Linked DNA regions of Homo sapiens: region 2 is linked to region 1. Evidence: chromatin contacts called from ENCODE Hi-C or POLR2A ChIA-PET data. All regions are on one chromosome and are shown on one strand. Each heading gives the region's core, a stretch centred on a gene start or an enhancer-like site at or near the end of the contact. The rest is flanking DNA. Distances are from core to core; before and after follow the strand shown. Region 1 holds the start of WHAMM (WASP homolog associated with actin, golgi membranes and microtubules). Region 2 overlaps HOMER2 (homer scaffold protein 2).

Region 1 (5,555 bases), core at 218-2,717:
TAATTAGAAAGATTGACAGTTTCCGCTTGAAAAACCAAATAGATAAGAAAACTAACAGAAATAACACAGTATAAAGCAGATAGTAAAAAGATATAATGTGAGGAATATACAAGAAAGATATTTAAAACAGACTGTTAAAAATCATAAGTAACTCATATTAGTTAAAATAGTATATTAAAATAGGGGAAAATCAATCACTTCAGCTAAAAGTTTATCTCTCCAAGAAGACTGAGTGACTGAGTCCCAGGGCCCAATCCCCAACCCTCACACCGGCAGCAGGCATAAAAGGGGAGGGACCTTCAGACAAAGGCACCTTTCCATCTTCAAGTTGCATTCCACAGAGGTTCCTAGATTTCTTGAGGTCATTTTCAAGGCAGAGAGATGCCCTAACTAGAGCTTTAGCTTCGCCCTGATTTTTTCGTTTGCTTATTGTTTACCCTTGGGGATAACAGCAAGTACAAAATCTGATTCCAACTTTTCCCAGCTCAAAACCTTCACAAACACTTTCACTTGTTCCCGAATCAACACCTCACAGGCCTTGCTTTGGCAAACGGCTCCTGATCCCAGCTTCCTGGCATCTCCCTCCTTTCCTCCTCCCATTCCCACCACCTGTCTCAGTGCACTCCCAGGATGGGAGCTGACATGGACTGTATTTCTCAGTCTACACTGCACATTTCCTAGGCAGAGACTAGGGCCGTCTTGGTGCTTGTTGCATGAACAGATTTAGCTCCACCCTGACACGTAAACTGGATTTCCTGATATCTCCTTAAACAGGCCTTCCGTAGCCAGGGGGGCATGTCGAGCCCGAGTGTCGGTGTATCTTAAGTTTGTCTGGGCCTCCGTTTCCTTAACTCTAAAGTGAAGAGTTAGAACACAGATTGTATTTAAACACCCTGGTTGGGAGCTGCAGTGCCCTGAATTCCCCCTCTTACTCCACCCCCTCAATACTGACACACAGCCGACACTCAATAAAAGTTTGTTGAATTGACAAAAATAAATTTGCGGCTTCTTGCCCAGTACTTGGCACTTAGAGGCCCTCAATAAATGACTATCGAGTTTATATTTCATCTCCCCAACGCATTTGTGACATTCTTAAGGGCGTGAACCATGTACTCAATAGGGCCCTGATGATAGAAAAGAAAATCAGCTTGGTCCCTGTTCTCAAGTTCATAGTTTAGTGTGGGAGACTAATACAATAACTCGCCGATTCAACAGATATTTTTCCAACGTCCGTATGTATTGGGTGGAAAAGGTGAGGCAAGAGTTGTATTTCCCAGACTCCTGAACAGGTTGCGAGATGATTGACTCCTGAGGGAGACCTTCTCACCTTTTCATTGGTTGTCGCTGGCCCTCTCGTCTATCACCCAACCAACCCCGAATGCCTCTTGTAAGCCCCACCTCCGGCAGCCAGCCAATCAGAAGTGCCGGGGGCCAGGGTGCTGCTGGGGCACTGACGCGGTTTCGATTCTAGCGAAAAATGATTTGGCTCGGACTGTCCCGTGACAGGCGGTGCGAGGAGGCCAGGCCCGCGCCCGCCGAGCCCTAGGGCCGCTGCTGCCGACAGCCATGGAGGACGAGCAGCCTGACAGCCTGGAGGGCTGGGTGCCGGTCCGGGAGGGCCTCTTCGCCGAGCCCGAGAGGCACCGGCTGCGCTTCCTGGTGGCCTGGAACGGCGCGGAGGGCAAGTTCGCTGTGACTTGTCACGACCGTACCGCGCAGCAGCGGCGGCTGCGCGAGGGGGCCCGGTTGGGGCCCGAGCCCGAGCCCAAGCCTGAGGCCGCCGTCTCCCCGTCCAGCTGGGCCGGCCTGCTCTCGGCCGCGGGGCTCCGCGGCGCGCACCGGCAGTTGGCGGCGCTGTGGCCGCCTCTGGAGCGCTGCTTCCCGCGGCTGCCGCCGGAGCTGGACGTGGGCGGCGGCGGGGCCTGGGGTCTGGGGCTCGGGCTGTGGGCGCTGCTGTGGCCGACGCGCGCGGGTCCCGGCGAGGCGGCGCTGCAGGAGCTGTGCGGGCAGCTGGAACGCTATCTGGGCGCGGCGGCCGACGGCTGCGGCGGCGCCACAGTGCGCGACGCACTCTTCCCGGCTGAGGGCGGCGCGGCCGACTGCGAAAGCCCGCGCGAGTTCCGGGAGCGGGCCTTGCGCGCGCGGTGGGTCGAGGCGGACGCGCGGCTGCGCCAGGTAAGCGAGGCCCGGTCGCCGGCGTTCGTCCGCGCTTCCATGGCCTGGGACACTGTGGGAGGCTCCCCCGGCGCCGAGAGCCCTGGCTGACGGCTGACGGGGAGGAGCCGGCGGGCGGAGAAGGCCGCGGGCTCCCCAGTGCCGTCACCTGCGCGGGACCGCTGCGGGAAACCGGCGGGAGCTGCGGGAGGGTCTGCAGAGAGGACAAGCGAAGTTAGAGCCTAGTGTACTTGCAGCTGGGAGCTGGGCTAGGCCCCCAACTTTTGCCCTGAAGATGCTGGCAGAGCAGGATGTTGTAACAGGAAATGCCAGAAATATTGCAAGCAAGACTGAAAACAACCCATCCATGTAGGAAAGAATAACACGGACTAAATGTAAGCAATTCCTGTGTATGAGGGGACGTCGCAAATGGGATAAAATGGTTTAGAGGAAGAAATGGCTTTTAGGAGATAGGGTGTTTTGTTTTAAGTAATATATACTTGGTCAAATGGAAAGCCGGCAGAAGGTGAACTTTATTCATCAGTTTGGAATGACCGCATTAGTGCCCTTTTAAGCTTGAAAGAGGTAGTTTGAGAGAGAGTAATTATTTGAGTGGTAAACTTACTGAACCTAAGGGGAGGGGAAGTACAAGTTCACAGAAGGGTTTAGGAGAAAATATGCCTTCTAAGTCCACACCCACAGTTTATTAAGGAGAGCCAGGCTGGAGTCTCGGCTCACTGCTGTTATTAACCTGAATGATTTTTTTCTGTGCATTCTTCTGAGGAAGGGGAAGTGAAGAGAAGAATTCAGCCTAAGCTAAATGTAGAATAAGCTTTCCAAATTAAAATGGTTTTATAAAAGGAGCTCGTTAGTGGGGTCATTTTTGTACTGTGGGTTTTATGTGTAAATATCTACACACCCACTTCTCGTGTTGATTTCACTTTAGAATATGAGGAAACCACAGGGGAGTTTCAGGCCAGTCAGCGTTTGATCTTCAACTTTATCGTCTTCACCTTAGGATATGAGGAACCCACAGGGGAGTTTCAAAAATGATATCATTTTGTATCAGACTTGTTTTTTACACACTCGGTTTCTCACAGAGATAGGTGGTTTCTCCTTAAAATCGAACATGTTTATGATGTATTTTACTGTAGTAAATACTATCAGAAAAGTTATAGTTTTCCCAAATTTAAGTTCACTCTGGGGTACTATAGCATGAATGTAGTTCATACTGTTGAGCTAGCCGTTCACGTTAGTGTAGTTCACATATTTATCTGGAACTTAAAAATGAGGGGTTGGGAGAGGAAGCTTAAATTCAAAACGTGTTCAAATATATAATTTTAATATTTAGAATGGAAAAGCAATTGATTCTAGAATTAGACCAATTGCTAGTATTGCTAGGATATATAAAATGAAGCTGAATGTTTTAACTCTGGAATTTTTCTGAATAGTTTAAGAAATAAGGCTGAAATGTATCACTTGCCTTAAGTTTACTTTTGCGTGTGTGTTTTGATTTTGTTCAGTGAGGCTTTCACTTAAAAAAAAAACCCATAATATTATTACCTGGATAAAAAACTATAGCTGAAAGTAGATCACTTTATCCTTAAGCAGAAGGATGGAAATAGGAGAATTTAAGAATGTATTGGTTGAAAAAAATCTATATTATTTGATTTTATTTCTCTTCTTCTGGGAGTAAAATAATTTCCTGCCAAGTGAGTCCACCTAGATTATACACTGTTCAGTTTATTTTCTGCCCTGCAGCAGAAGCAGTAACCAGCAGAGACTGGAACCACAGTTGAGGCTCTGTAAATGAGGTGACTGCTAAGGGCTTCATGGGAATATTAATCTGGGGCATTAAGAGAATCAACATGCTGAAGTACTTGGAGACAGCTCTGTAATGTTTTATGAGGTCTTTTTTTAAAATTTTTTTCGAGATGGAGTCTTGGCACTGTCGCCCAGGCTGGAGTGCAGTGGCGCCATCTTGGCTTACTGCAACCTCCGCCTCCCGGGTTCATGCTATTCTCCTGCCTCAGCCTCTCCAGTAGCTGGGACTGCAGGCGCCCGCCACCACGCCCGGCTAATCTTTTGTATTTTTAGTACAGACAGGGTTTCACCGTGTTAGCCAGGATGGTCTCGATCTCCTGACCTCGTGATCCGCCCACCTCAGCCTCCCAAAGTGCTGGGATTACAGGCGTGAGCCACCACGCCTGGCCCTTACGAGCTTTAAAAAGGAATACAGCCTCACAACACCTTTACAGTCAGAAAAGTGAAATGAAAAAATATCCACAACCTCAAACCTTCTTTTGGGTCCCTTTCGCTGCATACTTAGTGCATAGTTGAGATTAAACTTTGCACTCTGCCTCTCCATTTAATATTATAAAAGTGTCTTTTTTTTTGAAATGGAGTTTCCTTCTTGTTGCCCAGGCTGGAACCACTGTCTCCCAGGTTCAAGCGATTCTCTGCCTCAGCCTCCCCAGCAGCTGGGATTACAGGTGTGAGCCACCATGCCTGGACAAAAGTCTCCATATTATTAAACAATCTTCAGAAGCACAGTGCTGAATGACTACAGTAATAATATTCTTACATGGATATATCATACTTTTCTTAACCATTCTTGTTTTATTGGGCATTTTTGATGGAGGATGATAACATTTTCATATTTAATCAGTATTTAAAATTGATGTATTAAAAGTTGAGAACATGAAGGTTTCTTTTGTTTAGTTTTGTTTGTTGGGTATGTATTAAATATACTGTCCTGACTTGAGCTTTATTCACATTTGCTTTCTAGGTTATTCAAGGACACGGAAAAGCCAACACCATGGTAGCATTAATGAACGTTTACCAAGAGGAAGATGAAGCATACCAGGAATTGGTTACCGTGGCAACCATGTTCTTCCAGTACTTATTGCAGCCATTTAGGGCTATGCGAGAAGTTGCAACTTTATGTAAGCTTGATATTTTGGTATGTTTTTTTAAAATTTTTACTTTATCAGATTTACTATTTGTCATAAATTATTTCTTTATTTACACTTAATGTTCAATCTCTGTTTGTACTTTGTTTGGGTTTACCATTATGTTTATTTATTTACTTATTTATTGATAGAGATGAGGTTTTGCCATGTTGCTCAGGCTGGTTTCGAACTCCTGAGCTCAAGCAGTCTGTCCACCTTGGCCTCCCAAAGCACAGCATTACATGTGCCTAGTTTACCCTTATATGTACATATTGAGTTTATATTTAAAATTGATAGAAAATGAAGACATTTACGTTGGTCATCTTAATAGCTTAAGATTCCTACAGATTTGAAAGAGTTAAATGTTTTTTCTGGTGATGAATTTTTTTTTTTTTTTTTTTTTTTTTTTTTTTGAGACAGGGTCTCCCTTTGTCAGCCAGGCTGGAGTGC
Region 2 (5,555 bases), core at 1,864-4,363, 66 kb after region 1:
TCACGTCTTGGACAGAAGCTCCCAAGCCTATTTGCCAGGATATGAGGCAGGTGTGGGAAGGGGCCACTCGGCTGAGGGGAAGGGAGTTCCCAACACACCCTTCCTCACCAAGGACCACTTCAGGAGGGAAAGACATACACCCCCATTACCCCCTCAGACAGAGGTTCCAGCTAATTATTCTTTCAACAAGTCACCATCTCATTTGCTTCTGCTTTAAACAAATTCTCTCTGCTCCTCACAGCACCTGTTCCTGTTCCTCTTCCCCATTTCAGAAAACGGCCTCACCACCCTCCATCCCTCATCACCCCAGAATCTCTTCTTCCTCTTCTATTCACCCCAGTTTTGCCAATATTTGTGCCTCGGTATTTTTAAAATTTCTCCAACTCTTAACCCTTCATCAGTTCTACCCTGGACTAAAACAATCTAATCTGACTTGCTGCCAGAAAAAATTCTACCTAAAATGCATCTGAGCATTTTCCTTCTGGTCTTAAAATCCTTCTCAGGCCATAGGACAAAGTCCAGAAGCTCTGGCATGACCAATAAAGCCTTCCACGACTGGACCTTAGCAGCCTTACCCACCCGAAAATCCTGGACACTCCATCAACAGTGAACTCTCCACAGCTTCCCTCACACACCTCACAGTGCCACGACTTCCCTCCAGCTATCCTGTTGTCGGGCAGACGACGGAAAAGGGAAATCTTCCCTGTGGACAAACCCCGAACATCTCATGGTGCCACATGCACAGCAGAGGTGGCCTGGATTTGACATCTCAGTGGGAATGGTTAAGGGCCTAGCTGCATGAGGAGGAACCGGGAAGAAACAAGGTGACAAAGAGGTTTGAGCAACAGCAACATCAATGGGTCCAAATGGAACCAGAGCCTGAAAATACTCATGTTCCATATGCATGCTCTTCAGAGGCCTTTACAGCAAAACAGAATATTTCAAACTAGGTGGCAGGAGGGGCTGTTCTATGGATACCCAGTCATTCACTTTCTCCAGGCAGCCTGGTACTTGCTCAAAAGACTTAAGGACACACTGGCCATGGTGCCAGGGAAAAAGGCACCAAATGGCCTTGAAAACACATACTCCTGCTCTCCACAGCCACCCTGACTCCCGGCCCTGCTGAGCATCCTACTGTCAACACAGTGACCCACGCCAAGCATCACACCTCTAGGCACCAGCCAGCTCCCTGGTGAAGGCTGATTCCACTGGGCCCCTTATTCCAGGGGAAGAGTGATTTATCATCACCAGAATAGATACTGTGGACCGCCATGCCTCTGCCAGCCCTATCAGCCAAAGATTTACCCAATACTTTCTGTCCCACATGACACTGCTTCAAACCAAGTGAGGCTGCAGAGAACTCACTTCTCTGCATATGAAGTGAAGCAACAGTGATTGCCATAGGATTCTCAGCTCCTCCCAGGTACCGTATCAGCCAGAAGTGGCAGGCCTTGCAGAACTGTGCTGCACTCGTGCCTGCTGAACATCCAGGATCACAGCACACAAGCCCAGGAAGTGAGGGATTGTGGACAGAGAGGACGTCTCCCATAACTATGTCCAATGACCTGCCCTCGAGATTTTTGCTTTTTGTCCATGTTTCCAGGCCCTGGTGATCTGGAGGTTTTAGCACCCAGGAAAGAATGCTTCTGTAAGAGGGCGGCACAAGGGTGGATGCTCAGAGTGCCATCAGGCCATTTTGGACTTCTCAGGCTTCTAAGGAAACAGAGTCTTCGTGGAAGTTCCTTGGGATGCAGAGGACAGTCTGTGGGGTATCCCCACTGGGGTGCTCATTTGTGACTGGGTATGGGATGGCCGGATCTGTGCGCTGGGGACCTCCTTAGAAGTGTGTGTGCGTGCACACATATATGTGAGTATACACACACATGCACACACACTGGACAAAGGAAGGGGACCAGTTAGCAGGCCTCTGCTGTGGGAGGCTTCCTGACTCACCCTAATTTCCCCCTCTTTGAAAACTGTCTTCAATACACACAAGTAACCCAAGCAGTCAAGTCTGTTCTAGGCAACTCTGTCAATTCCCCAAGAATCTGGAAATTTGTGAAGCCCTGGAACAAGGGCCACATCTCTGCATCCTCAGTGCTGAGGATGGTGTCAGCAGAGCAGAGGCTGGGTCAGCACTTGTCCAGCCAGTCAGTCAGATGTTCACAGCAAGGGTCTAGAGAAAAACAATTCTTAGAGCCAAGCTGCCAGAAGCAAGTCTGGCTCTGGCCCTTCCCTGGGTTTGCAGCTCTCTCCTGCACTCCTTGAGAGACTCCAACATTCTTCCAATAAATTTCTTTGACTTGTAAACTAGTCAGTCTTACCTTAAACCAAAATATTCTAAATACTTACAAAGGGCTCTTCTACCACCCTAAAAGGAAATGTAGTCTCTAAAACAGGCTCTCAGCCCCTTTAAACTGCTGAGTAAGGCCTCTCAGAGGCGATCAGTTTATTCCCTCAGTTCTTGAGGTTCTCCAAGTCTGTGGTCAGCCATGATTTGCTCCTCAACACCTTTCTAACCATCCAAGGAGTTTGTCCCAGGGCCCTTGGAGAAGTGACTTGGAGCTATGAATCCTCTCCCTAGAAAAAAAGTAACATACACACACCACTGTGTGGCATTTTAAGGCACGTGGGGAGTCCAAGCTAAGCGCTTCCATTATGCATCACCTTACTCCCCAAGAGCTCCAAAAACAGAGTCACTGACGTTGATGGCTGTCAGAGACAAAGTGTGCCTTACTTCAAAAGGGGTAACATGCTTATTTCATCAAGATGCATTCTTGGCAGCAGGAACACAGTCTCTTCCTTGGAAGTTCTATAGTAACAACCCTCCGATAACTGTGCCCTCACACAGGAAGGTCACCTAATCCTCAGAGTCCTGAAAACCCAATGGATCTGGTTTTGGCACACAAGCCAGCGCTCAGTCTGTGCGCTGATACCACCGGGCACAGGGAGCAGTGGCTGACACCTGGAGGGGAGGATGGACTGGCCACACTGCAACTTCAGGCCCCAAAGCAGCATTTGTTAGATACGAATTTCCCTTCCCCAGATGACTTCCGTGAACCTGGTATTTCAAAAGGGCCTCTGCTTTGGCAGCCCCGTGATGCCAGGAGGAGTGAAACCAAAGACCAGAAAGGAATCCTGCTCACCAAGGGCACATCCCTCGGCGGGCAATCACTGATGAGAATGGCATCTGATGCGGGATTTACTGCACTGTGGATAGGACCAAGTTACCTTTGTCAGCTGCTGCTCAGAGGAAAACCCCAAACCAAACACTGTGTTGGCTCTGCTGTCGGCCCACTGCCCAAACTTCTGTGACGTTTTGGTGAAGGTCATATTCGGTGTGATTGTGCTGTTTATGATCACCTGCAGAAAAACAGCCCAAAGAGTGAAAATTTAAATGTTGAATGAGACAAAGTCATTCCTTAGAAAGTCTTCTATTGGCAAAGCCAGTGCTTCAAGCCTGTATCCTCTGCCCTGTTAAATTTGGTCCCGCGTTCTCCTGGAACAACCCATGCTGAGTCAGATGAACAACCCATGCTGAGTCAGATACACAACCATGAAAAGGGGCAACTTCAGAGACTTAACAGTCAGTCTAAAATAAGATCCTACACGTTATCCGTGGGAGAAAGTCTCTCCTAAACAAAGAATAGTTTCCCAAACTGCTATTTATTTCCCCAAAGCTGCCACGCATCAGAGTGCCCTTAATGGCTAGCCATGTCCCACATTCTTGGAAGAACTGCACTATGTCGCTTTATGAGTCACCTGGAGCCCCAGTGTCCAACTCAAACAATTGAAAATCTCTATAAGCAATTGAGGCCTGCTGCTTCCCAACAGGAAGGAGCAGGTACAGTCCAATTAGGATAATTTGTGGAGGGTTAATTGACAAAGAAACTAATTATACGGGTGTGAGTGGGGTACAGGGAATCTGTAAGGATGGTGCAGCAGCCTGGTGCTAGCTGTCACCACTCCTTGGCCTAAAAGAATGAGGGGATGGAGAGGCTACAGACCCTGGGAGGGGGAGGGGTCACGTAGAGCAAGCTACCTGTTGGGGGACACAGTCAGCACATGGCAACCTCACAGGAGTGGGGAACTGGGGGAGCAAACACCCTCGCCTCTCTCCCTTTGATTTCCACTTGCCATTGGATAAACCCAGCTAGAAGCCAGAGGGCTTGGGAGCCCACTGATGTCTGCAAGTTAGCCCCTCAGGGACCAGAGCAGTGTCAAGAAGGGTAGAGGATGAATCTGAGGTGGAAGGGTAAGAAGATAATATCTAGCACATGGTACTTTTATTCATTCAAACATTTATTGAACATTTACTATACACCAGACATTCTGCTAATCAAAGATACAAAGATGAATGAGTCAAGGTTCCTGGTCTTTCAATGGCAAGTAGTCAGGAAGAGGGCAAAGACATCAAACAATTGATAAGGGTTATAAAATATCAACAATGGCTTATTCAGTAGAAATCATTGCAAGCCCTAGGACTCTAAGAAACACTCAGGAAAAATACTCTTGGAAATAAAGGATTACTGGGTGTCTATGTAAGGGCAGGGTAGCAATAACCACTGGCTGCTTCCCCATCAGATGATCTGAACAGGGAATAAGAGCAATCTAAGTAAGTATTCTAAAGAGTGAACCTACCAGCAATTTTACTTACTAAGGTTGTTTATTCTCAATGGTCAACTCAGAACACTTTCCTTGTAACTGATAAAACAGAGAAGACAAAAAAAGTTTGAATGGCATAGGGCTTGCTTTCTGTGGTAGGAACCTGAGTCTACTCTTTTGCTAAAGGACAGACCTTCCAGATACAAACCGTTGCCTTAACTAAAGGGATCTAGACAGTAAGTGACAGCTGTCAGTAGTAACAGAAGTATCATTGCTCTTGCTAGATCTACATTTATCTATCTATCAGACTATTGAGTTTGCTGATAAGCCACTGGCTCAAGAGAAAACCTTAGCTTAGCTGGTAAAATAATTTTTAGAATACTAACAACAGCAATTACTATTTGTTGAACACTTATTGAGTGCCTCATTTATATTAGTTCACTTAAACCTTACAACGAGCCTATGCATACGACTATTCCTTCATTTCACAGAAGTAACTGAGATTTGGGAAAGTTTTTTTGTTTGTTTGTTTGATTTTTTTGAGACAGAGTCTTGCTCTGTCACCCAGGCTGGAGTACAATGGCATGATCAAGGCTCACTGCAACCTCCACCTCCTAGGTTCAAGCGATTCTCCTGCCTCAGTCTCCTGAGTAGCTGGAATTACAGGTGACCGCCACCACACCCGACAAATTTTTGTATTTTTAGTAGAGAAGGGGCTTCATCATGTTGGCCAGGCTGGTCTCAAACTCCTGACCTCAGGTGATCCGCCCGCCTTGGCCTCCCAAAGTGTGGGATTACAGTCGTGAACCACCGCACCTGGCTGAGATTTGGGAAAGGTTAAACTAACTTGCTTAAGGTAACACATTAAAGCTGGCCAGTAGGAGACTCTAGAGATAAAAACCCAGTTGTCTGACTCCAAGACTTGTCCTATAAACTTCCATATCATGTTG

The links. A loop is a pair of places that touch in the nucleus more often than their neighbours do. ChIA-PET counts read pairs that join two places held with the same protein, here RNA polymerase II (POLR2A).
Region 2: a loop to region 1 is called in a map of heart left ventricle, with 4 times the contacts of the local background. The contact joins the enhancer-like site here to the promoter of WHAMM in region 1. A Hi-C loop is called at or near these places in 2 of 168 maps with a recorded cell type or tissue (Caki2 and heart left ventricle). POLR2A ChIA-PET finds 5 or more read pairs at or near these places in 3 of 52 experiments (BJ, Panc1 and naive thymus-derived CD4-positive, alpha-beta T cell).

What each region holds. Positions count from the first base shown.
Region 1 is chr15:82,808,161-82,813,715 of GRCh38, forward strand. It overlaps WHAMM (WASP homolog associated with actin, golgi membranes and microtubules), which reads left to right and starts at 1,468. Exons shown (of 10, transcript NM_001080435.3): 1 at 1,468-2,175; 2 at 4,943-5,116. The coding sequence starts at 1,567. RefSeq lists silencers at 1,724-1,853, 1,874-1,983, 2,204-2,373.
Region 2 is chr15:82,872,042-82,877,596 of GRCh38, forward strand. It overlaps HOMER2 (homer scaffold protein 2), which reads right to left. Exons shown (of 9, transcript NM_004839.4): 3 at 3,232-3,363. Among named protein-coding and RNA genes, the nearest start is that of WHAMM, 65 kb to the left of the region's middle. Within about 2 kb of position 3,114, at least 2 of the 41 ENCODE cell types and tissues checked have a DNase peak (open chromatin) inside an H3K27ac peak, as active enhancers do.